3 separate regions of the Mus musculus genome follow, and all the other regions are linked to region 2. A link is a loop called in an ENCODE intact Hi-C map of the cell type or tissue named here. Cell type or tissue: left cerebral cortex. All regions are shown on one strand.

Region 1 (8,000 bases), 120 kb after region 2:
GAAGCTTCTACAAGAAACCAGTGCCCTGGGTATAATACAGAAACTGTCCTGTTAAGGTTTCTATTACTGTGAAAAGATACCATGACCATGGCAACTCTTAAAAATGGAAACATTTAAATGGGGCTAGATTACAGTTCAGAAATTTGTTGTTTATCATCACAGTGGGAATCATGGCAGCATGCAAGCAGACATGGTATTGGCGAGGAACTGAGAATTCTATATCTAGAACCACAGGCAGAAGGAAGAATGAGCGTTGGCTCACTTCTGAAACCTCAAAACCAACCCTCAGTGACACACTTTCTCCAAAAATGCTGTATCTTCTCCAACAAAGCTACACCTCCTAGTCCTGTCAAACAATGCTACTTCCTGTGAACTTATCGGAGGAGTTTTCATTCAAACTATCACAGGCACTCAGCTTCTCATCTTATGAAATGCTCTGTAATTAGAAGGTATTGGCTCTATCCTCTGAGCTGCTTTGGTGCTGGGTCTCTAAGTCACTCCATCTGAGGCTGCTCCAGCAGTATAGAACGAAGCTAGTTCATGTACCCAGCAGACAAGACATTCAAATTAACGCTAGAGGTAGGAAACTTTCTGAATCAGCTTGTTTCTGAACACAAGTATCAACCAACTGGAAAACACCATAAAAACTAATATGCCATTCACACCAACCAAATTATGGCATGCTAAGGGTCTCAACTCATGATTACAAAGACTTCCATGGAAAAACTATCTAAAACTCTATGAAACAATCCAAGGACACTCAAATATTGTATTCACCATTCTGTTATCAGCTTAATTCATGGACCAAGACTAGACATTATAATGACATAGACCTACCCATAAAATCAATAGATTAAAAATTCTGTGAAGTTATACTCAAATTCCCAGGAGAATTATTAGAAAAACATCAATAAAGTCATTATAAAATCTGTACAGAAATATTTGTGCTCAAGACTGGCCAGAACAATTTAGAAGGAGACGAGCTAGAGGAGAACACTCCCACTATGTTACAGGCATCAATCATAGGCAACAGTTTGTGAGACCATGTCAGAATTCTCTCACCCTCCTGGGTATTGGCTGTGGATTACAAACCAGAGGCAATGCTGAGTGCTAAGAACCTGATAAGATAATTAAAATCCTGAAAGAATGGCTATATTTGGATATGGTAGAATGAGAATCACTCTTGTTAGGCGAATAACAATGTAAAGTCAGGCAGGAGGCTGAAGAGATGGCTCAGTGGTTAGGAACAGTGGGTGCTCTTCCAAAGAACCTGGGGTCCATTTTCAACCCTTATGCCCTGGCTCACAGTCATCTGTAACTCTAATTCTAGGTGTTCCAATACCCTCTCTGACCTCTGCAGGCACCATGCACATAGGCAAAATACCCATATACATAAAACAGTAATTTTTTAAAAAATCAGGCAGAATTCCTCAAAGCCGATAACTATGTTATCTTGTTGCTAGTGGAAACTTCTCCCTACACTGGGGGAATGGGCAAGGCTCGGAGCCTTGGGAAAGAGATTTCCAGGGACCTAACATACACTGTCCACTGAGGATAAATATGCCCAGAGGGGTGTCTGATCTTTTGATTAGTCCATGATGCCATCTACAAAGATTCTGGGCCATTTCCATAGCTATCCTGGGACATATATAGCCTATAGGCTTGAGATTTGGCACCGCAGGGCACTTTCCAGGGTTTGTGATGGCCATGGTCACATGGGAATGGAGCAGGGAAGGATGGGTACAGATTCAGCTGAATTCCAGAGGCTGCAGCTGACCGGGAGAACAACAGACAGTTCTGGGTTAACAGCCTTGACTCTCCCTGGAAAGCTGGCCTAACTCAGCTCTGTCAGATGTGTTGCTATGCCAAGCTAATTTCTTTTTGAACCTGGCCCAGGGCAGATACGCTATCCTGGGACTTTTTCAATTGAAGACGTGGATTCCTTTGGAATTGGAGGTAGTAAGAGGCTCAAATTTCTAGCATGGATAGCAGCTTCGAAGCCTTAGCCACATCAGTTTCTTAATGTATTGGGCAGTAGAATTAAATATACTAATTTTATGCTAAAAAATTCTAGGTGAAGGGTTTTGCCAAAGGATCATTATCTAGGCTTACCTAGTCATAGTTTGACCACTTTTAAAGTACATCTTGTTTGTTTGTTTTTTTGCTTTTGAGACATCTTTTTACTGTGTAGCCTGCTTATCCTGGAACTCACTCTGTATACCAGGCTGGCCTCAAACTCACAGAGATCCACCTGCGTCTGCCTCCCGAGTGCTGGGGTTAAAGGCGTGTACGACCTCATTAAGAGAGAACTCTGTCACCGGAAGAGCAGCTTCATAATGAGGAACAACAGGTGACCTGGACTTAGGTCTTGATCCCTCATGAAGTCTCTTCTCTGCTACGTGTACTTTGTTAAGTTGGTGAAATTCTCTAAGCCTCACATTTCTCATCTCAAGCTAGAAAGCAAAATAAAGAGCCTGTGCCAGTCAGTGGGAAGCATCTGATATAAGATAATGAAAATTTTGCCAAGTACAGGACACTAAATATAGCTTATTAATTACCAGCACAGCAGCTTCTCTGGATGATTGTGTCAACAGTCCCCAAACCAGGGTTCACAGAGAGCACTAGATCTTAGGCATAAGCCAGCAGCTTCCACCCTTTCCCCAGACATCGGTTGGTAAAGAACACTGCAAGAGCCATGAATGTATTGAAGCATTTCTATTTGCTCAGTTCCAAATAAGCTCACCCGATCCCAAGGACTTCTGGGAGTGGTTGTAAAAGCTGCTTCCAAATGTGTAAAGCAGACGGAGGGGTTATTTTTAAATGCACTGCCATTTGTTTCTGACATTCCTCAAACACTTAAAACTCCACAAAGAAAAGTCTGCCTTCTGGACCCAGTGAAGGTATTTAAGCATCTCTAGGTCCTAAAAGGGGTCTGGTTGCTAACAGGGGCTGAGAGGAATACCTCCAGGATCAGCCTAGAGCACAAAAGACTGAGTTTAACACTAAGAACTGGAAGATCCTCATGCTCCAAGCTCTCATCACTTGGATCTACTTCAAAATGGAACCAAGCTGCAAGAAGCATAAGAAAGCATATGCCAGGAAGAATGTGGCACACTGGGATCCCTGGGTCCCTGAGAACACCAGATTACCTGTTTATTCACTTGCACACTGGCTGCCTGTGTCCACTGCATAGCACTTGCTTACTGCTAGGTGTGCTGAGCCAGGCACCTGGGGGAAAAGGTACACTAGCTATTCTTCTTCAGATATAGGATATGTAGCAGAGGCTGACTTGGCCCTGAAAGTAATCAGTTTCTTGTGGAAATCAGGACAGGTGCTGTACAGGAAATATTTGGGTAACACACACCATAGAAAGAGCTTAGTTCTGAGACAAAAGTCTGGAAGGAATTTTTAAATGATGAATGGGCAGGGGAAAAGGATGGGGGTGTTCTTTGTGAATGAAAACATATGCACAGGTATAGAAAAGTCCAAGGAATAGAAAAATCCCCTGCAGCTCAAAGAGGGAAACAGAGAGGCAAGTGGCTCTTCTCTCTGTCAAGGACAGTGACAGTACCATCAAGCATCAGTTTTGGCCAAGCAGTGACATTCTCCTCCCTCATAATCAAAGGTATGGGTCTCAGAAGGGTTAAATGAGGCTAGAGTATATAGTTACCTGGTTTAGAATTACTGGCAAAAGCAGGTCTATGCAGTATTAGGCTCAAGGTTTTGGTTTAAATGCTCCTCGTCTTCTCTTGTTTCTGTGTGTGCATGTGCATGTACATGTGCATATATGTGAGTAACTATATGTGTAGGCACAATTGTGCTCCTGCACATGTGGAAGCCAGAGGAGAACCATGGATGTCAGTCCTTAAGCAGAAATCATTAGCTGTTGTTGTGTATTGTAATTGTTTGACATAGGGTATTACTCTAGCTTGGTTTTGTCTAGTAAGCTAGGCTGGCCAGTGAGACTCAGAAATGGAATTGTCTTCTCCTCCCCAGTGCTGGGAATATAAGCATACACTACCATATCCAACTTATTTACATGATCCATATTTTATGAATTTCTAAACACATGTTCTGAAGTTTATTGGCTGAGTCATTTCCCCAAATACCTCGATGTTTCCTTAGCTTGCATTACTGGAGGCCTCCTCACTATTTCTATGCCTGTAATACTCATGTCACAAACTTTCTTCTTATTCAGTTCTAAGGGAATCTTTCCAAGATGGGATCTCAAGCCACTTTCCTGGCTTCTTTAAAAGCCTCAGATGTACCCCTTGCTCTTAGAAGTACTGTAGCCAAAAGGAAAATAATGGGTATCTATCACAGATGAGCAGATGTATACACACACTGGTCAATCCTTACTATGGGATATTTTTCATATCTAGAGTACATTTATAAAATTAGTATATTCTTGGTGAACCTTAGAGATGGTATGCTACATGAAATACAGAAATAATGAACACCCCGTGTTTTTAGCAACATGAAGTCCTAGATTAGAGAAAATCAGAAGGAAGGAGAAGACAGACTTGCTGTGGCTTTGTGGATAAGAAAGTACAGGGCTCCCATTCAGTGGATTTTGAGTACATGAGAAGATAAAAATAGTTCTGGCACCAGATAGCAATAACGGTCACCCACACTTCAGAACATGTATTTAAAAATTTGTAAAATCTGAATCACGTAAAAAAGTTGAATATGCCAGTATATGCTTATACTCCCAGTACTGGGGAGGAGGAGACAGCTCCATCCCTGAGTCTCACCGGCCAGCCTAGCTTACTTGGCAAGACCAAGTTCTGGAATGTCCTTAGTGCCACTGATCAGACTCTTACAAATGGCTAGGATCATAAGAAGAGACAAGCAAATATCTGGACAAATGCACAAGCAAACCCCCTGGGTAGTTTCTATGCATGCACCAGTCAGGCACTACTGCAAACACTGTCCACACACTGTCACTGTCACCAAAGCTCTGCCGGTGGTCAATGCTTCCACAGCCTTTAGCAATTCACTCAGATATTCCCTGCAGGGCCGTGACCCTTCACACTGTTACCATCCAGTATCCTTGTCAGGGGCCTCTTTTTAAACGTCTTACTATCCTTTAAAAATATCTGCCTTATGCATGTTGTGTGTCCTGCCTTGGAACCCACAGCCTCCTGTGAAGTAACGTGTGTCTGATTTATCATGGAACTCGAGCATCTAACACAGAGCTGCTGACCAGCCAGATTCTCTATACAAGCAGAAGCTAGTCTGTGGCAGAATAGCTCCTGATTTATCCAATTAGATAATTTCTTCCTTCTTGTCACCATCAACATCAGTGAACCATTAGCAAAAGCAGCAGCAGCAACAGCAGCAGCATTCCCACTTAGCTGGCATCTCAGCCCACTAGGCAAACTCGTGAGTAGTGAGTTTTCTTCACTGACAAGAACATTTAACCCCAATAAGAATCCAGGGGATAGAGATACCCAGGCATGTAGAATCTTCCACCCGAGAGGAAAGCAGTCAGGAAGCCTTTTAGCCTCCTGCACCACTCATGCCTGGAGTGATAGTTTGAGCAAGAACAATGATAGCATGAGGAATGACAGAAGACCAACAACAACCACAGCCAGCCAGTCTCCAAAGTCAGGGAGATTGTTGAGTAGTACTGAAAACAAGCTGTGCAACTCACCATAAGCAGTGCCTTCCTGAAGAGCTGGAGCCTTGTAGGCCTGCTGATGAGAAGGTGTATGCTGGCCACATCAGCCCCACTACGGTCTGCTGCCAGTGTCACACGCTGAGGGTCCCCACCAAATGCTCCAATGTGGGACTGCACCCACGTTAGAGCTGCCACTTGGTCCAGCAGCCCCCAGTTGCCAGCTACTTCATCAGAGCCTGCAAAAAGAGGGATGTCATTAGCATGTGTGTCCTAACAGCTTTAGATGTTCCAATCACAGTGCTATGTGAGACACAAGGCTCCTTGTGGGGAATTGGGTTCTTGTCCACTCAGGCCAGTACCATAAGCTACAAACACAGGTTGGGACATTGTGAAGAATGTGGGCTTTGGAATCAAACTTAATTTGACTTGTCTTTCAGCTTTGGACTGACTAGTCAGGAGACTGGAAACATCTCTGCTCTCTGAGCCATGGCAGAGCAGAGGCTATGCATGTTTAGTTCTAGCCCAGACAAGGCCATGATTCCCACTTGATGGCTTAGATTCCACTACGGGTGGATCCATCAAACAGAGGCTAGACCATGCCAGGCAAGGGAGAACAATCTTTCTTATGTCTAATCTTCTGTGGCTTTAGAAGTGTGCCACTGAACCCATGTCTCTTTCCTATATCATAGAATTTAATAACTATTTGTTGAAGATGCAGCACCATATTAAATGAAATTACCCACATACATACACACAAAATAACAAAAAAAATGTATACATCTCCTTAGCTCTTTTCAGACACTACAGTGTTCTTTGGTTGTTTCATGTTGTAATAACAGAGCCTCCCTGTTGGTTTACTGTACTGTTTAGTCTTCCAATATCAGACTGTGAATACCAGGCTTCACTCTGGTATCATCCTAAGTTCATACACATATTGGCTTCTCAGAATCTGCCCTTAGAAGCCATCAGATTGGCATGCTCTGGGATCACCTAGTACAGTAGTCTCTGGGTACAACTGTGAGCAAGTTTCTAGGCTGGCTGACTTGAGGTAGGAGGACCAACACTGAATGAGAGAGGTATTATCCCATGAGCTGGGCTGCTGAGCTGAGTGAAAAGGAGAAAATGATCAGAGCACCAGTGCTCATGCCTCTCTGAGTCCTGAGGGCGAGGACCATGCTATCAGCTACTATAAGTTCTTGCAATCATGATCAGATATACTCTCAAAATGTGAGAGTGAGCCAGAGGAAACTCCAGCTTCCTTAAAGTACTCTTGTCAGATATATTGTCACAGCAAAGAGAAAAGGAAAGAACATGCACTCTGCAACTCCCATCACCATCTGCATGCAGATATATACACAGCCCACATCTCCCTCAAGCTTCATTTGCAATTCTTCATGAGATTTCACAGGTACCGCTATGATTGAAGGGATTCCATATAGAACAAGAAAGTATCAGAAAGACCCCATATTCCTAAATAGAAAAGGTAGGAAAATCTTACATTCTGGTTGCCTGACCCAGTATTTGAAAAGCTGAAGAGAACAGCAGCCTGGAGTACATAAATAACAGAAAGTACTCTTCCAGCTGTGGGCTTTTCTCTTCTCTTAAAATGCTTTTCATGTTCTGGGTCTGGTGAAGCTATTGGCAAAAGCTGCCCTTGATGTGGCCTTTTCTGGATTGCTCCTGAGTTCCATTTGTCAAGACCAATGTGTTTCTTTCCTCTGGACCTCTGGGAGTCCAGGAGAACAGGGTGTTGAGTGAGTAAGAGCAAAGTGAATCTAGGAAGTGACATCCATAGCCTGCATCATCAGGAATAGTGTGAGAGGACTCTTCCTGACTCTTGCTGCCTGTGTAGTCAGCTTCCCTCCTTGTGATGAGGATTAACATAGCCATTAGGAAGTCTTTAGATTCTTGGGAAATAAGAACTAGGGTTCTTCAGTAAGACCTTCATCCATCAAGGATAAATCTGGCTTCCTTCTGTGCCAGGGGCTGTGCCAGGAATTGCTGAAAGCAGAAAGTAGTCCTGGGGCACAGTTCCCAAATTTTCTGTGTTTACACTTCCCAATGTACAAACACTTTGGTCTATATCTCCCAGGGCATATTCTCCACAGGCACAATAAGGCAGGGGATAGGTCACGGAGCTGTGAAGGGTCTGGTTCAACCTTGGCTTTCACTTGTTTGAAGTATAAAAACTTGTCTAGATGCAAGAAGCAAATGTGAGATTGAGTTGGAACTCAAATCCTAACTCACAATTAGAACTCTTTGTCTTAAAAGTCAATCCAACTCTATAAACACCTCTGAGAATTTTATGACAAGCATTACAGAGTGCAAGTGCTGGTTTCCAGAACCCTCACCCACTCGTTGCCACCACATCCAATCT
Region 2 (8,000 bases):
TAAAAATCACCATCATCATCACTATCATCTCTACTATTTCTATTGTCACCACCATGTGTGTCACAATCATCATAAATACCATTATCACCACCATTTCTATCGTCACCATTCTTTCATTACCACTATTGTCATCAGCAGCAGCAACAACAGCAGCAGCAGTAGCAGCAGCAGTAGTACCACCATCATCATCATCATCTCCCTTAACAGTAGCAGCATCACCTCGCCCGTTTTCCTTTCTCTTTCACAGTCTCCTAGGATGCTCACCAACCTCCCTCTCAAGGCTGGAGTCCTGGATAACAGGCTTTAGAAGATACCCTGCACTGCACATAGTCGAGCAGATGCCTCACCGTCGTGCTCTGCACACACATAGTACTGAGTCCAGTTCCCCTAGTGCCTGCACTCCTGGGTTGGAGGCCTGACTGAATCCTGGCCTCCACTAGCTTGGGATCTAGCATTGTTGCTGGGATGGAGAATGGGCTTGCTTCTGCAGGCCTCGTGTGTTCTCTCTCTACCCTTCCCCTCCAGGGACTCCCCATCCCCAGAATCTCATGCTTGTCCTTTTAAATGGTGCACCAGGGACACTTTCCCCTCAAGATATTTGCCTTGTAAGCCTGGCTCAGAACCCTCCAAAATGCCCTCCTCTCACTGAATCCAATACCTTTGTGTCCATTTGCCAGCCACAGATGGAATTTTCTAGTAGCTATAGCAAAAGGAATCAGAAGCAGGTGAAATGGACTTCACTCATATGTCTTGTTAAACCCAAAACACAGTCTAAGCATATCCCATCAATGGGAGTTAGGGTAGGAATGAAAGAGTCTACTGCCCTGGACTCTCTCCACTGATGCCTGCAGTCCAAGGCACCACTCAGCGTGCCCGAGGGATTGGCTGCAGCGCAGAGGTCCAGTGGCCCATGCTGGAAAAGCTGCAATGGGCAATGAGCGTCCGGATCACAGCACGCTCTTGTCTTCTCAGCGGACAGTGTTCAAATGTGTTGGTCAACATGGAGGGTAAAGCTGTGTGCCAGAACCGAGTGGGCCTCTTATTCTCCTGCGGCTGCCTAGTGAGGCATCAATGGTTTGATGACAATAAGAACTCATATGCCAAAGCCTAACGCTGAGACCTCATAGTCACTCCCCCCCCACTTCCCAATCCTAAGTGGCTTCTATGGCTATGGTAGTCTGGCTGTGGCTTTAACTCCTCTGTTCTCAGTGGAGTCACACTGGGGACATAGCCTTGAAGTCCCTGAGAGATGGTGGGGAGGGGGACACTACAGCAGCCTTGAGAGTTGATTCCTGTACTAGGTGGTAGTTCCCCACTCAGCTGGCATAGACAGAACTGTCACTAAACCCTGTGGCGTGTGGCGTGTGGTATGTGGATTTGCCAAAGGACCAGAGGGCTGCTCACAGGTGGAGCTCACGTCTTTCAGGAATAGTATGGGGCAGCCCTCCTATTTGCCAACCCTAGACAAATGCTATGGCTAGTGGGGCAGACTAACTCTCAGCAGCTTTCCTGAAGCATCCTGGTGGGGCTAAGCCAGACAGGGGCTTAAGTCACTGCAGACTCTGATCTGGGGGTGGGGTGGGTAGAGCTGCTGACTCACAGCTGCGAAATGGCTAGGTACATGGAGGCTGTCTGTGGGGTTATGCTTGCTTTTTCAATTAAAGGGAGGATTTCATCATGTGTCCAGGCCTGGGATTCTGTAAGGGGTTCTTGGAATAGAAAATGAGTTGGCATTCCCTATCCAAACAATGAGTCACCCTGCCCCCAGCTTTCTCTCCACCCCCTCACATACATACAGTTGTGTGAACAGCCCCCCACTCCCCACACACATGGTTAGAGAGAGAAGATAGTGGCAGACCCTGCATCCTAGCCTATTTATCCTGGAAGACATTGGCTGGTCCCTCTCTTATCTCTCATTTGAACACATGGGTGGATGTCTCCAACTTGCAAGTGTTTTTAGGGTCCAGCCTGTTTCTATACAAGGATTTAGAGTAGTAGAAAGCTGCCACTTAAGTTCAAATGTCATTAGCTGTGTGGCCTTGGGTAATTTATCTAACCTCTCTGAGCATCAGTGAATGTTGGTTGTTCTCAGGCAAGGATTCTATCTCTGCATAGACATGACACATGGGTGGGTATTGCCATGTACATTGTCCTTGGGATGGCTCACGTACTCTCCCCTTTCACTTAGCAGGTGGGCCCTCACCACTTGTCCAAGAAAAAGAAAAGAGATAAAACAAGCTGTTCTTCACACAGAGCGTCAACCACAACACTGTCATAGGTACCAGGCTTTGCATCTGAGCCCAGAATCTGCCTCCCTCCCCCACTTTGAACATCCCCCTCCCCAGCTGGCCTCCTGCTTTTTGCCAACAGCCCATTTAGCTACATGCACACCAGACAGCGTCTCCCCTCCCAGCCTACTTCCTCAAAGTCTTCTTGGCAGTGCTCACTTCCCACATACTTTTCCTTCCGTATGGCCAATGCACATCATTCTTTCCATGGGGCCCCCCTGCCCCTTGCTGGATTTGAACTCCCTGTCTGTATTAGTTCTGGAGGATGCCATGTGTGGAATTCGGTTACAAAGCCGGGCTCTGACTTCTGGGCACAGCCCAGCTCTGTACCATCAGAGGTACTGTGTCAGTGGATGGGGGTTTCGAGGGCATCCTGGAAAACAAGATGCTGGGAGACTCCTAAGAGTACAGGGTGGGCAGTCTGGGAGCTTCTGGGGACACACTCCTTACTGATGCTGCTAGGTCCCTCTGGACTCCAGGTCTCTTTACTGAGACCCCCTAAAAAGCCCTGACTCTGTTCCCCACCATCCCTCAGTCCTGGCTGTTCCAGCAGCAGGCTCAAGTGCAAGACTCTGGCTCCAGTGCAAGACTCGCCTTGAATTTCCCCTCTTGTGCCCTCACTCTGATGCTGGCTCCCCTGTCACCAATTCTCCATCCACACCCTGCCCTCCCAGGCCCAGCCACCTGTAGGCTTGTACCCAGTCACAACCAGTCCCAAGGCAGAGGCAGGCCTGCTTGCTTAACTTCCTGGACTCTAGGCTTAGGGAACGTTGGGACGGCTGAGTGCTGAAAGTGTGCCACAAGAGATGCCAGTGTGACCCAGGCCACTTGCTCATTCCGACCCTGGGCCATTCATTTGCTTCTGGTCATCCTTTGTGAATAGAGCTGGTAATCTTTCTTGTCGTAGGGTTAGATGCTATCATGAACAAGCATCGTGCACAGGCTAGAGGACTTGGGTACAAATTGCACATGTTCATTGTCTCCACGTAACACCTCAAGGTGCCTGTTACCCAGTCCCAGACATGTCTAGTTCTGAGCTTCAGTGGAAATGGACTGAGTTCCTGTGCTCACAGGCAGATTGCTGTACCGTAACTCCAAGTCTCCTGGAATACGCATGTTAGCACCCCAAAGAAGTTCTTGGTATAACTCAGTGTCAGTGTCAGCCTTTGTCTTTGGCCCTCATGTGGCAACCTCAGACTCAGCAGCTGCCCAGCAGCTCACCCTGCTGCTGGAAGCTGCCTCCCTTCTGTTCAGCTGCCCACATCACTCACTGCCCCTAGCAGCTTGCCCTCTTGCCCAGCCACCCCCGGCTTTGCTCCAGCAGGCTTCCCTGCTTTGCCACGTGTCTCCTTCCCTGTCTCTGGAAGGTGCAAACTGATGTCCCTCTCTCCAGGACCCAGATGCCTTCTGGAAATGGCAGGACAGGAACAGACCATGGAGGGTCACAAGGTGCTCATGGTGGTAAACCCAAACCTTGCTTGCTTGGTGGAGATTTGCTAAAAGCTGGCGTGCTCCTTCACATCTTGTCCTGGGGTTTCTTAGCACCTCTCTTTGGGGGACCTCAGATGCTCCGAGTCCTGGAGTTTTTAAACTGGTAGGCTCTGGATGTTCTTAGCAACCCCTCATTTTATGCTGCTTTGAATTCGTGAGTGACCCACCCAAGATCACAGGGCCAGTCCAGGGTGCAGATCCCCAGGCCCTTATTTTGTTGTATATTGTCTGTGAATATAGGAAACAGGGTGTCTCTCTCAAGGGATGCGCCTTCTGCCCCACTCCACCACCTTCTTCAGACTCAAGAATCTCTCTCCTCCCGCTGTTCATTATTCCAACCCACCTTGTCTTGACCCCCCAGTCCCTCGGGCCTCAGAACCAGGCAGGAAGGGATCAGGTCCCCTCACTGATCCCTTCTAAGCAGGACTCACCGTGGCCAGGATGTTGCCCACCCTCAGGACTGCCACGGCTGCCAGCGTCCAGGGCAGGAGCCACCTCATGCCTGGAAGTCAGCGTCACAGGAGCTACGGCTCAGCCCAGAGGATGCGGATGCCTCTCCAGGGAGCTGGGCCAGGACTGGGCTGGCCCATCAGAGCAGCGGAGAGCCTTCCTCAGCCCCCGGGGGCGTTTGTCAAAGCGACATCTGACGTCAGGCCAACAGACTAGCCCTGCATTTTCCTCTAAAAAAACTTTTTCTGCTACTCTCCCCCTCTCTCTTTTTCTTTCCTCTGTCCCCACCTCCAGCCCAGCTTGGCCAGCCTCCCCGCTCTGACAGCTCTTAAAGGGAAAGTCCCAGACTCCACAGGGTAAGGTGAATGAATTCTCACCCAGCATCCTCCACGCTCTAGGAGGGCTCAGGCTCTCCGGACAGGAGGGAGGAAACAGAAGGGTGCGGGCTGGAGGTAGGGAAGGTAGAGGCATTGTGAGGACTTTGAGAGGGCTCTGGGGATGGGGGTGGGGTGGGAGGACTTGCATCTCACTTAGCTCTTCCCTGTGCTAGCCTTTCTTCACTGTCTCCCCACCTCTGAGTCAGAGGCAAGCAAAAAAGGTTCTTATTCCAGCCAGAAATGACAAGAATTTATCACTGACACGCCTGGAGGTGCGATCTGTCAGCAGGGTCTGCCCTGCTCCTCAAGGCCATACCCACTGGTTCAGTTCCTCTCCCAGCCAGGCTGCTCTGCCAGGGATCCTCAGTCCATTAGCCTGTCTTCAGTGTCTTTGAATATTTTTTATTCTTGGAAGGACAGAACTCCTGGCCTTGGTTCTTTCCAGACCCTAGTCAAAGAAATCTCAAGTTTGCATAACAAAGAGATGGCAGGGTGGGGGTGTGTGGGGGTGGGAGTTGGGGGGTTTGGGGGATGGGGAGGAATCTTTTGAGGACCCAGATCTATAGCCTCTGCATCTTCTCAAGGGTGCTGTTCAGTCTCCTGTCTCAGATTCCCCTGTTCCCTTGCTCTCCTGTTCCTGCATCTCAGAAAAACCAGAGTGGTTCTCAGCCTGGCATTATGGACAATGAAGGTCATCTCCTAGGTACTGCCAGCCAGTGCCTGTCCTATGTTCTTCTCTTCGTCCAGACTCCATGGCACCTGCTCACTGCTGCCTGTCCCCTACCAAGTATGAAGTTTTCCTTCTGTGCACAAACCACTCCCCTCTCGTGTTTCCTGGTAGCTCAGTGTTGCTGCTTGTTTGGGGGATGCTGTCTGTTTGGAGCTGCAGTGGCTGTACCCACTGAAATCATTTTATTCCCCTCTCGGTCCACCCTCTGACTACCACACATCCCATACCTCCTTCCTGCCCCCCCCCATCTCCATGAGGATGTCTCCACCCCCTACCCCCACTCCACCAGACCTCTAAATTCCCTGGGGCCTCCAGTCTCTTGAGGGGTTAGTTGCATCTTCTCTGATTAAATCCAGACCCAGCAGTCCTCTGCTTTATATTTGTTGGGGGCTTCATATCAGCTGGTGCATGCTGCCTGGTTGGTGGTCCAGTAACTGAGAGATCTAGGGGATCCACATGAATTGAGGCTGTTTGGGGACCTCATTTCTTGAGAGAGAGAGGGGCGAGGGGGAGAGGAAGAGGGAGAGGGAGAGGGGGAGGGGGAGGGAGGGAGAGAGAGAGAGAGAGAGGTAGAGAGAGAGAGAGAGAGAGAGAGAGAGAGAGAGAGAGAGAGAGATTCATGTGATGGCTGGAACTGAAGCAGCCATTTTGGTATAAGAACAAGCCCCTGAGACTGATGAAAAGATCTGGGTTCCTGGGAGTTTATCTTCTTATTGAACCAAATATGAAATGAATCAGCAACTCATGGCCTTAGTCATAGCTATTTGGATATTTTGTTCTTTGGAGCCAATCCATATTAACTGATGTTTGAGTACCTAAGGGAATTATATATGCAAAATGCAAAACCAGGCAGGGATGTGGAACCAGGAGACTAACCACCTCAACAGCTTGTCGTTTTTTTCTGCTCATTAACTCTTCAATTGGTTCTGTAGCTGGAACATGGCAAAGCCAGCATGCTAGCAGGTAACATTAAAGAAGTTTCCCCAAATACTGGGACCAGTGAATCATTTACGGCCACTTGGCAGAAAGCAGGCATAGACACGTACCCTTCAGCTGGGGTGACTGGCAGGCACATGTCTCTGGCAACTTCTCAACAGTTGTTCTTTAAAAACAAACAAACACTTAAACGATCTATCTTTGGGGAAATTGAGGCTCAGAGAACAGAAGTCTAACAAGCATCTTAGAGTAAACAGCATAAATTCTGAGTATAAATTCTCATGGTATAAGTGGGGCTTTGACCCATGTTGAGGGCAGGTGCCATAGCCTTCTTTGATCTCTACTTCAGCCACTTCTTCCTAAAATATGGCTCCTGACAGCTGCCTCATATCTGTCATGTGTGACTTTCAAGTCTTAACTCCATCTGGCTCCTTTAGTGAGAGGCGCGGGAATACCTTCAATTCCCCAAAGCAGACCCAGATAGACTCTTAGCTTTTAGGAGTCACTCAGGATGTGGGACTGAGGACTCATTCTCTGGCTATCTCCGTACCTGACATCATTCCCACGTGACTATTCCCATGGACCAGGGCTTTCTGAAGAGAACTGGGTTGAATTCCTGCTTCCTGACACTTTCAGCTGGGTGGCCTTGGAGAACTCACATGAGTTCTCTGTGCTCTGGCTTCCTTCTTGTGGCTCCTGGCCCTGAGAAAGTGGAGTGAGTGTGTGTGTGTGTGTGTGTGTGTGTGTGTGTGTGTTACACTTGTAGGCGAGAGTAACGCAGAGCACATGCTCAGTAGGCCCCTTCTCTAACCCCTGCTTCAGAATGTTCTCCATCTTTTTGGCCCCTGTCCTGGTAATACTCCCATGGTGGGAAGCTGACCTAGGGCATTTCTGTGCCCCATTCCCTCAGCCCTCCACACATATACAGGTCCCAGAAGGACTGTGTTTGCCTGTCCCCTTGTTTCTTTCAAAGCTCTGCTTTCTACTTTATCTCAGAAAAGGTATCTGTACTGGCTGCCACGGCAGTCGGGCAGGCAGGAGGTGTCCTGGCAGATCTCCCGGAGCAGCTGTAAATAATAAATAAATTCCAAAGAGGAGATGGGGGAAGGGCTCACAGACTAGGGTCAGAGAAGAGCATTCCTCCACCAGGCAGCAAGGCTGGGCTGACCAGGGCCAGATGCACATTAGATTCCAGACTCAGTCTCAGGACCAAGTACCCTGAGGCTCCAAGGCTGACATCTGCATTAGATCTGCTCACAGCCTGTTTGCCATTTATCCTTCCTATGAACATGTTGGGAGCCCACACTGTGTGCAGGTGTCAGAGGCCCAGATCTATGCAGGCCCTGGCTGGGCTTTTAAGCATGCACATTGGTGGTGGCATTGCTGCTCTGGGATGTTACCCTGAGTGGTAGTCGGTGGATTGAGCTGTTGGGCACAGACTCCACCTCCTTTCTTGGGACCCAAGGGACAATGCACCCTGGACCATACTACCACCGTGTACTCACAGTGCCTCTGTGGATGGTGCCGTCCTTTTTGGGAGGGTCTCCTAATCCCTTTAATGGCTGCAGCCAAGGGATGCTGGGCATGAGTTTTATGGGCCCTTGCCCTCTTATGTGTTTTGGGGTCCAACAGGGTCTCTGCCCAATATTTTATTCTGTGCTTGGGCCCTTGGTTCTAGTCACAGTGATCTGAGCTGGGCACAAGATGACTGCTGTCGGCCACCAGGGA
Region 3 (8,000 bases), 160 kb after region 2:
ATACACACACACACACCAAATACATAAATCATTAATTGTAAAAACTAATTGGAGCTAGCAATTAAATGATAGCAATACTTCACAGTGTTACCTTCTGGATCCTTCCCATTTGATACATATCCAGTTGTTGGCAGATTTTCTTATTTGACTTATTGCTGATGTTATTAATGGTTCTTTAAAATTTGTATTGACATATAGTCACTATATGTAATGATGGACTTTATAAGAAAATTTTCATTGACATTTATCATGTACTTTGACCATGATAATGCCTCATATCCTCTCCTTTCCCCCACTACTCTCCCCTCCCACTAAAGCTAGAGGCTTCTCTATTTTCTGGCAAGTTCTCATCCTCTGGTGCCACACTGGCTAAAATTAGATTTCTTCCACCCTCTCCTCTTGGTGGTAAACACTCCTCATTTTTTTCTCTGTTCAGTCTCAGACTCATAATCTAAACAGAAACCCAGCACTCTCAATGAACACTCTCATACAGCACACACCCCTGGTAGTTTGAGGGGAAAAATATCTGCCATGGGCTCAGATTGTATAAAACCATTTCTTGGTGTTCTGTAGGGTTAGTGGTAGGGATATTCATTTGATGTGGGCACCAGAAATCAGCCCTGGATGGGGTAAGTGATCTTAGATAGAACTTAGCTAGTTTCTAGAAACTGAGCATAGGAGCCCTACAATCCCTTGACTCTATGAAGGTGACGAAATGCAGGCTTATTTTGCTTTGGTGATGCCCACATCTATCACCTCAGCTAGCTGGGGAACACCTTGGCCTCGGTGATGGAAAGCTTTGCAACTTTTGCACTCAGCACCTGGACTGATGCCTCCCATCTGCCTGGTAGGTTGTGCTTTGTGGTAGAGGACATATCCCAAGGTTGTGGTTATATCACGTGAGGACCACTACTAAGTCATGGCTGGCCACACCACCCCTCCTTCAACCCTCTGGTCCTCTCTCCAGTAGCCTTTTGACATCTCTCCTTTGCCATCTTTGAAGTGGAATTTGCTATGAGCTGGCATTCAGACCAAGTCCAGAAGTGAGGAATGCAGTGACATCTGAGGAATGGAATTCCAAAGTGTCAGAGATGCCAAGCAATTTGCTGCAATAACCACAGATGACTTGAAAGCATTTTCTGCTTTCAGGAGTTTGACCTGCATTCCCTGGGTTGTTTGCCTCAGCAGGTGGTCCAAAGGATCATGAAAATAACACTGAAAAGCAGACTTTGGTGTGCTTCCTGTTTAAAGGAAGTGGAGTCTACTGAGTTGTAGATTCCTAAACTAGGACCCTACCCACATTAGCTTTCGATATCAGATCTAAGCCTGGATAACCTTGGTCCAGGTCTCTGCTTTATTCAACTGTGACATTAGTAGCTAGCTGATAAACAAAAGAAATGCACCCTACTGAGGATTGCCATGGGACATACAAGTGAATGACCAGATAGTTGGAACTTGGAAAAAAAAATCCCCAGTTTAGAACATACACTCACACACACACACACACACACACACACACACACATCAGATATATATATATATATATATATATATATATATATATATATATACATACTCACATACACCACATATATACATACACAGATACCACACATACAACATCACACACACACATATATATACACATGCACACGCACACACACATATGTGTGTGTGTGTGTATATATATATCACAGACCCCACACACATATCTCCAACACCACACAAACATACACATAGAACATCACACACACACACATCACACACACACACACATACACACACACACACATTCATGCCTACATACATACACAACACACAAACACTATATATATGATACCACACACACACCATATACATACACATAGCACACACACAGAAACATACATGTAGCATATATGCATAGCACACACACACACACACACGACTGAATTGAAAACCCAAAGCTTGGGCTAGAGAGATTGTTCAGTTGGCAAACTCTTGCCTCACAAATGTGAGGACCTGAGTTTGTTCCATTAAGCCCATTCAATAAGCTAGGCAAATGCTTGTAATTCCAGCGATGGTGAAATGTAAGGTAGCGATAAGCAGATCCTTGGGAACTTTATTGTCCGGCTATGCTAGCCTCAGTGAAACCCCTGGCCAATGAGAGACCCTGTCGCAAACAAAAACTGGAAGGCACTAGGGAATGATACCCAAAAACGTTGTCTACTGATAAACACACACACACACACACACACACACACAGACACACACACACACAGACACACACACACACAGACACACACAGACACACACACACAGACACACACACACACACACACACACACACACACACACACACACACACAGAGGAACAGATGAGCCAGATGAGCAGATGAAAGGCCTAAATCCTTCAAAGGCCTTTCGTTGTGACTCCGTTGCAGGGAGGCCAAGCCAGGGCACATTCCTTGAACACACACAGCAAGCACACGCTCAGCATAAGCAGTTCAGTGACTTACTGCTGCCAACTTATCACGTCTTTCCTGAAATGCCTGTTTTCACCCTGCGTGCCTCTCAGAATAATGAAGACCATCTGTGAGGCAGCCATCCCATAAATAAGCTGTTTGATTCTGTTTACCACCAAAAGAAGCTACTTCAGCTCCCTGGAATTCTGCCAGATTCTGCAGTGTATTTCCAGGCTTTGGTTGGGTGTGCCACGCAGATTGCCTATGTGTTTTCTACACTAGATTTTAAACTCTCTGTCACTAGTCCAAAATTTAGTAAGGCATATATAATTCTTCAAAGAATAACATGCATACTATATTGCTCTGGGTATCAGCAGGAGTTTTTTAAAAATAATACAATATCATCCAAAATTCTCTCTGCATATCTGAGAGTACGAGAGTGGCTAAGACTTCCAGAGCCTGGTTTTAGGCCCAGGTGCCTCCTTAGGAGTGACCTAACTCCTGTGTGCCTGTTTCCCATCAGCTGTAAGATGAGAATGATTACAATGACAGTGCATCCCTTGTCCTTGAATCACTGTGTAGGTGCAGGTCTCAGCCTTGGTGCTATCTGACCTAACAGTCCTAGGAGGTATTTTGTTTCTATGACAACCGATATTGCTATCCTCTCTTCCAACCTAGCAGGCAACTGGTTTAAGAATTATTGGAACTGCTTCTCAGAACACAGATTCCTGGTCCTATTGGGCATGGTGGCCTGAGACGTAGCATGTCTTACCAGTTGTGGGCGATACTGGCCCCAGTGTGGCTAACCTTGTGAACAGCACTGGCCTGGCCAATGGCATCTTAGGACAGAAAGGAAAGCCTGTCCTCTTTACTGAGCATGCTAAGAGGGGTAGGCCGGAAAGAAGGCAAAAAGGAGGCCTGACTGTCACAGGGAGGTCAGAGGCCTTGGAAACTCAGTACCCTTCTCTGTGAGCTGAAGGGCAGGCCTGCTCTCGGGCTCTGCAGTTCTCTCTGCCTGCTGTACATCACCATCATCTCTAACAGGCCTGTCCCTGTACCCCTGTGGTTAGAAGAGGGGGTGCATTAACTTCCCAGGGGAACAGCCAGGGTCGCTTGCAATAGTCTTCCACCCTTACTTCTCTGCAGGCATTTTACATGAGACTTTGCAATGCCTCCTACTAATGGAACAGTATTTCCTGTCTTTTGGCTTCTGGTTTCCCCATGCGGTTTATTTATGCACCAAAAAAATGAGGCAGAGATGAGTGTCTATAGACTTTCAGAAGCCTTGCACTTCTTCCTTATTCTGTCCTGCCTCTGCCACCTGCTGGAAAAGAGTACACTCATTCCCAGTGAGGAGGAAACCAGCCGGAGCAGGACCAGCCCCAGTTGGCCCAAGGATAATGGACCAGCAGCTGGACATGTTAGAGTCCTAAGGGACCTTGGACCCAGCTAGCTGAAGCTTTGAAAGCTAAATCAAATAAATCAACTTAATGTTTTGATGATAGACATATATATATATATATATATATATATATATATATATATATACATATACATATATGCATGCCATTAGCTTCCTGTGCAGCTTCATGGGTGCCATTTCCTTCTATACTATAAATGGAACCTGCGGAGCCTGGAGGGTGAGGTCAGTGTGATGAGGATGTATCTGTACCTGGTAATTTTGAAGCTGAATAGGGGTACAAGCTCTCAGGATGTAGACCTGCATCTAAGAAGTTAACAGAGCCCTCACTGGTGGGAAGAGGAACTTAGAAGCATGGTGAAATATAGAGGCTTACTTACCCTGCAGGAACTCTTGGCCTCCCAGACTCAAGGTCATCTGGCGGCTCCCCTGGTCATATGTCACCCCAGCACATGTAGCATTGGCCTGAGTAGCAGAGGTATCCCTCCAGTCATTGATGTGGCAAAGCAGAATGTCAGGAGAACTGAGAAGTCCACAGATGGTGGGCCCTGCCAAAGGGAATAGGCCAGTGTGAGGGAAACCATGAGGGCCATGCACAGCTGTCCTTTACTCTGAGAGCCTGGGCTGCCTGAGGATGGGACAGGGACACTGGGGCACCAAAGCCTGCTTTCAACTCACTTTTCAAAGATAGCCTTAGCCGTCCTCTTATGTGGCACTAATGTACTACACAGGGAGGATTGTGGACATGTTCAGTTGCTGGCACCAGCTGTGGACTTTGTCATGTTGTCACATGAGGGTTGAGATGCTATTGGGGAGTTAATGTCCACAATGAGCACACAGAAGACTCTGCAGTACAGCCTGGCTCAAGAGTCCAGGCCTCATTAGATATCCTCATATCACGGACTGTGAGACTGAGACACTACAAAAGGAGAAGTGGGTTTTTCTAGTGTCTGAGCAATAGTGAAAGGGTGGAGGCAGCAGCCGCTGCGTTGAGGAGCAGATTGAGCTGGCTGTAGAACCGCAGAGCAGTCTGGGTACAATAAAAATGTGGGAGCTCAAAAGAAGTCTGAGCACCATGGTTTATGTGAGAGAAAAAGTGATCAAGAGTGTAAGGGGGAAAGGAAAAACCAGGCAGGAGGGGAGGGAGAGAAGGAGGGAAGTAGGGAGAGAGGGGGGAATAGTAACATATTTAATTCAGAATTGGTGCCCTTGACCCTGACCCCCAGATAAGAAGCCACACATTTTCCTCATGTTTCTAAGATAGGGACCAGTTACTTGCTAATCACATCCTTTAGTTTCAGTGACACTTATGTAAACCTTAAGGCATGGGAGTTCCTTAGAGTCCCTCTTTCCAGTAGCCTCCACTACAATGCAGGTTTGGACCCTCAGGAGTTATCACTAACTACTCCTCATTGAAAATATAACCCATCCATTGGGATTTAGAGGAAGGTAGTCAGAGGAGGCTAGAGGCAGCTGCAGCTTTTGTGAGGGATGGCTAGGAGGGGTAAGGGAAAGGAGGAATTTTAAAGAAACTAAAGGTTTTGAATGCTGTGGTAAATAAAGGGTGTAACAGGATTTTGTCCCCAGATCTCAGCAAGTCCAGCCAAAGCCCCCTGAATTAAAACTCCTAACTACCCCCTGTACCAGATGAGTTGGGAAGGACAGCCAGATGTTTTTAGCCATGTCACAAGGGCCCAAATTCTGACACTGCATGTGAGGGTAGGGGTGGGTAAGTGCTGGGCAATTCACTGATGACAAGTTAGACTTGGAAGGAATAGAAAGCAGGCTGCCAACCACAGTGTTGTGGAAAGAAGGGCTTGGAAGGCTCACTGCCCCCATGGAACAAAATGATCCTTCATATATGATCCCAGGGAAAATGAAGTCAGTGTTTCCATGGAAGCATCACATGGTCTGCTGAGTAACACAGCATCTGGAGAAACAGTCGCGCCCGCAGAATATATGTTTAGTTCAAGGAGGCATCCTGTCTCTGAAGACAGACTTTCTAAACTTGGGTATGGAGAAAGACATGTGTTGATGCACAAGCGAGGGACAGTTGATAATTTGCCCATCTAAATACTAATAGGAACCCACACTGTATACGGCTGAAACCAAAAGGATGATTAAGAATCAAGTTGTTCTAACCATCTTTTAACTAAACAATCTCATTCTGGGGTAGAGGATGTAGCTTCATTGGTACAGTGCTTGCTTTGCATACATAAAGCCCAGGTTCAATCCCTAATACCACATAAACCTGGCATGATGGAACATGTCTATAATAATAGCACTGAAGAGGCAGAAAGAGGAAGGTTACAAGTTTAAAGCCATCCTTGGGTACATAGTAAATTCTAACAGGATAAGAAAGATAGTGTTTCAATAAAAACAACAACAAAACCCAACCCATTTCCTTTTTACCACTACTGATGCAGAGAGCTGGGCTGGGCATCTTCCAACATTAGTCCCCTTGAGCTGTCAGCAGCATGAGGGACTCTCAAGCCCCCTGCACATACTACCCTCCCTCACTTGGTTACTTTAAGCTGCCCTGGGTTTCTTTCTCCTTGCTTAGTGGTTCTACCTTTCTTTCAGGTAGTCACTGGGCTATGACCCACTCATTCCTCACCCTCTCACCCATCACCGATGGCCACCCCTGCCCCCAGAATCCTCACTTGCACTCAAACATTCTTCTATTTTAAAACAAATGAAGACAGGGTCTAATGTACGCTAGGCAGCCCTCTGATGTGATGACTTTGAACTTCTTATCCTCTTTCCCTGACCTCCTTAGTAGTAGTTATACAGTGTGCACCTCCAAACCTGGCTTTCTGTGGTGCTGGAGATGGATCCAAGAGCCACAGGCATATACAGCAAGCATTCTACCAACTGAGCTGCTTCCTTGGCCCTATCCTACTACTTCTGATGCGACCAAGCACTGAGGCTGCCCCACTGGTTGCTGTCTTCTCTCCATGTGTCCTCTCTGATGACTCTGGATGCTACTTCCCATCCAGTGCTTTCTGTCTTTCATCCACTCTGCCCCTCCAGACTCTGAAGCTTTTCATCCAAAGTGAGGCATGTTTTATAAATGTCTCAAAAGTGTTTCAAACTTACTGTACCCAGAGAAGACTCCCCAACTCTCCCTCTGGTGTCATGCAATAGATAACCTGGCGTCTCTGCTATGCATGACTTACCAGAGAGCAGACTCCTACCATGTGAGCCAGCCACATGTCTCCTTCTTTCTTACTACCCACATCCAGAGTCCTTTTGAATTTGTCTCCTTTTCCTCATGCCACTGTCACCACAATAGCCCAGGCCACCAGGTCTCCTGCATGACTTCTCACTGTCTTGACCACTCCATACCCAAGTCAGCCTCATCTGCTCCGTTCTACACTCCAGCCAGAGTGCTGACTTCAAATGCAACTGTGACCGTGATCCTGGCATAATACCATTCCAGCACCACAGAAAGCCAGGTTTGGAGGTCCACACCTGTAATCCTACAACTAAGGAGGTGGAGGAAGAAGGATATGAAGTTCCAGATTATTGAATTAGAGGGTCTGCCTAGGATACATTAGATCCTGTCTAAGCCCCCCCCCTCTTTTTTTGCCGTAAACAAAAGAAGGCTCAGGTCATGCTCAAAACTTCCATGGCTTCCAGGTGTTCTCAAGATGAAAATGCTGGTTAATGCTGCTGAAAAAAACCCTGATGAAACCTCTCCCTCCTGCTCCTTCCTAAGATAAGACCACCCTCTGCTAGTTCTCCTTACCCTGGGAATCCAGCTAACTCAGTGTTCCTTCTCTTTATCTTGCACTTACTTTCGGTAGTCTTCCTCCTCTGCCCAGGACTACCATCTCTCTTCATGGCACCACATAAAAGTCTACACTCTGTCTGAGACCCAAGAAAACTTCATTTTTCTCTCTCTGAATAGGACAAAACACTTACCATAGGTTTCCAAAGTTGTATTTAATGTTCTTTTAGGACCTAGTAATTACCAATTATCCTTTTCTCTCTCAATAATTTTATCAGGGGGTGGGGAAGGACAGTAGGCAGGAAAAAAGTGTGAGCTATTTTTCAGCCATCCACTCACCATGCTGACAATCTTACTTAGTCCGCTAGTAATCCTTACAACAGATGGGAGTCTCCCAGCCTCT

Evidence for each region. A loop is a pair of places that touch in the nucleus more often than their neighbours do. Peaks named below come from ENCODE experiments on the same cell type or tissue, not always from the same donor. Only the 100,000 strongest peaks of a DNase experiment are listed, where the experiment ranks them.
Region 1: it touches region 2 in a loop (5-fold over the local background); 3 of 42 quality-filtered maps call a loop at or near these places.
Region 3: it touches region 2 in a loop (3.0-fold over the local background); 13 of 42 quality-filtered maps call a loop at or near these places.

What each region holds. Positions count from the first base shown.
Region 1 is chr15:66,771,138-66,779,137 of GRCm38, reverse strand. It overlaps Tg (thyroglobulin), which reads right to left. Exons shown (of 48, transcript NM_009375.2): 41 at 5,657-5,859. Among named protein-coding and RNA genes, the nearest start is that of Sla, 57 kb to the left of the region's middle. In left cerebral cortex, no CTCF peak of the experiment used is centred here; DNase peaks (open chromatin) are centred at 6,688, 6,980, 7,662, 7,980 and 3 more places; H3K27ac peaks cover 303 bases.
Region 2 is chr15:66,887,845-66,895,844 of GRCm38, reverse strand. Ccn4 (cellular communication network factor 4) reads right to left here and starts at 4,476. Exons shown (of 5, transcript NM_018865.3): 1 at 4,211-4,476. The coding sequence starts at 4,279. Gm46514 (a long non-coding RNA gene) reads left to right here and starts at 4,514. Exons shown (of 3, transcript XR_001781648.2): 1 at 4,514-4,585. In left cerebral cortex, no CTCF peak of the experiment used is centred here; DNase peaks (open chromatin) are centred at 1,656, 2,384, 3,082 and 4,479; H3K4me3 peaks cover 1,535 bases; H3K27ac peaks cover 2,067 bases.
Region 3 is chr15:66,725,928-66,733,927 of GRCm38, reverse strand. Tg (thyroglobulin) reads right to left here. Exons shown (of 48, transcript NM_009375.2): 27 at 4,245-4,412. Among named protein-coding and RNA genes, the nearest start is that of Tg, 59 kb to the right of the region's middle. In left cerebral cortex, a CTCF peak has its summit at 3,741 (motif pointing left); DNase peaks (open chromatin) are centred at 3,739, 4,236, 4,793, 5,783 and 3 more places; H3K27ac peaks cover 853 bases.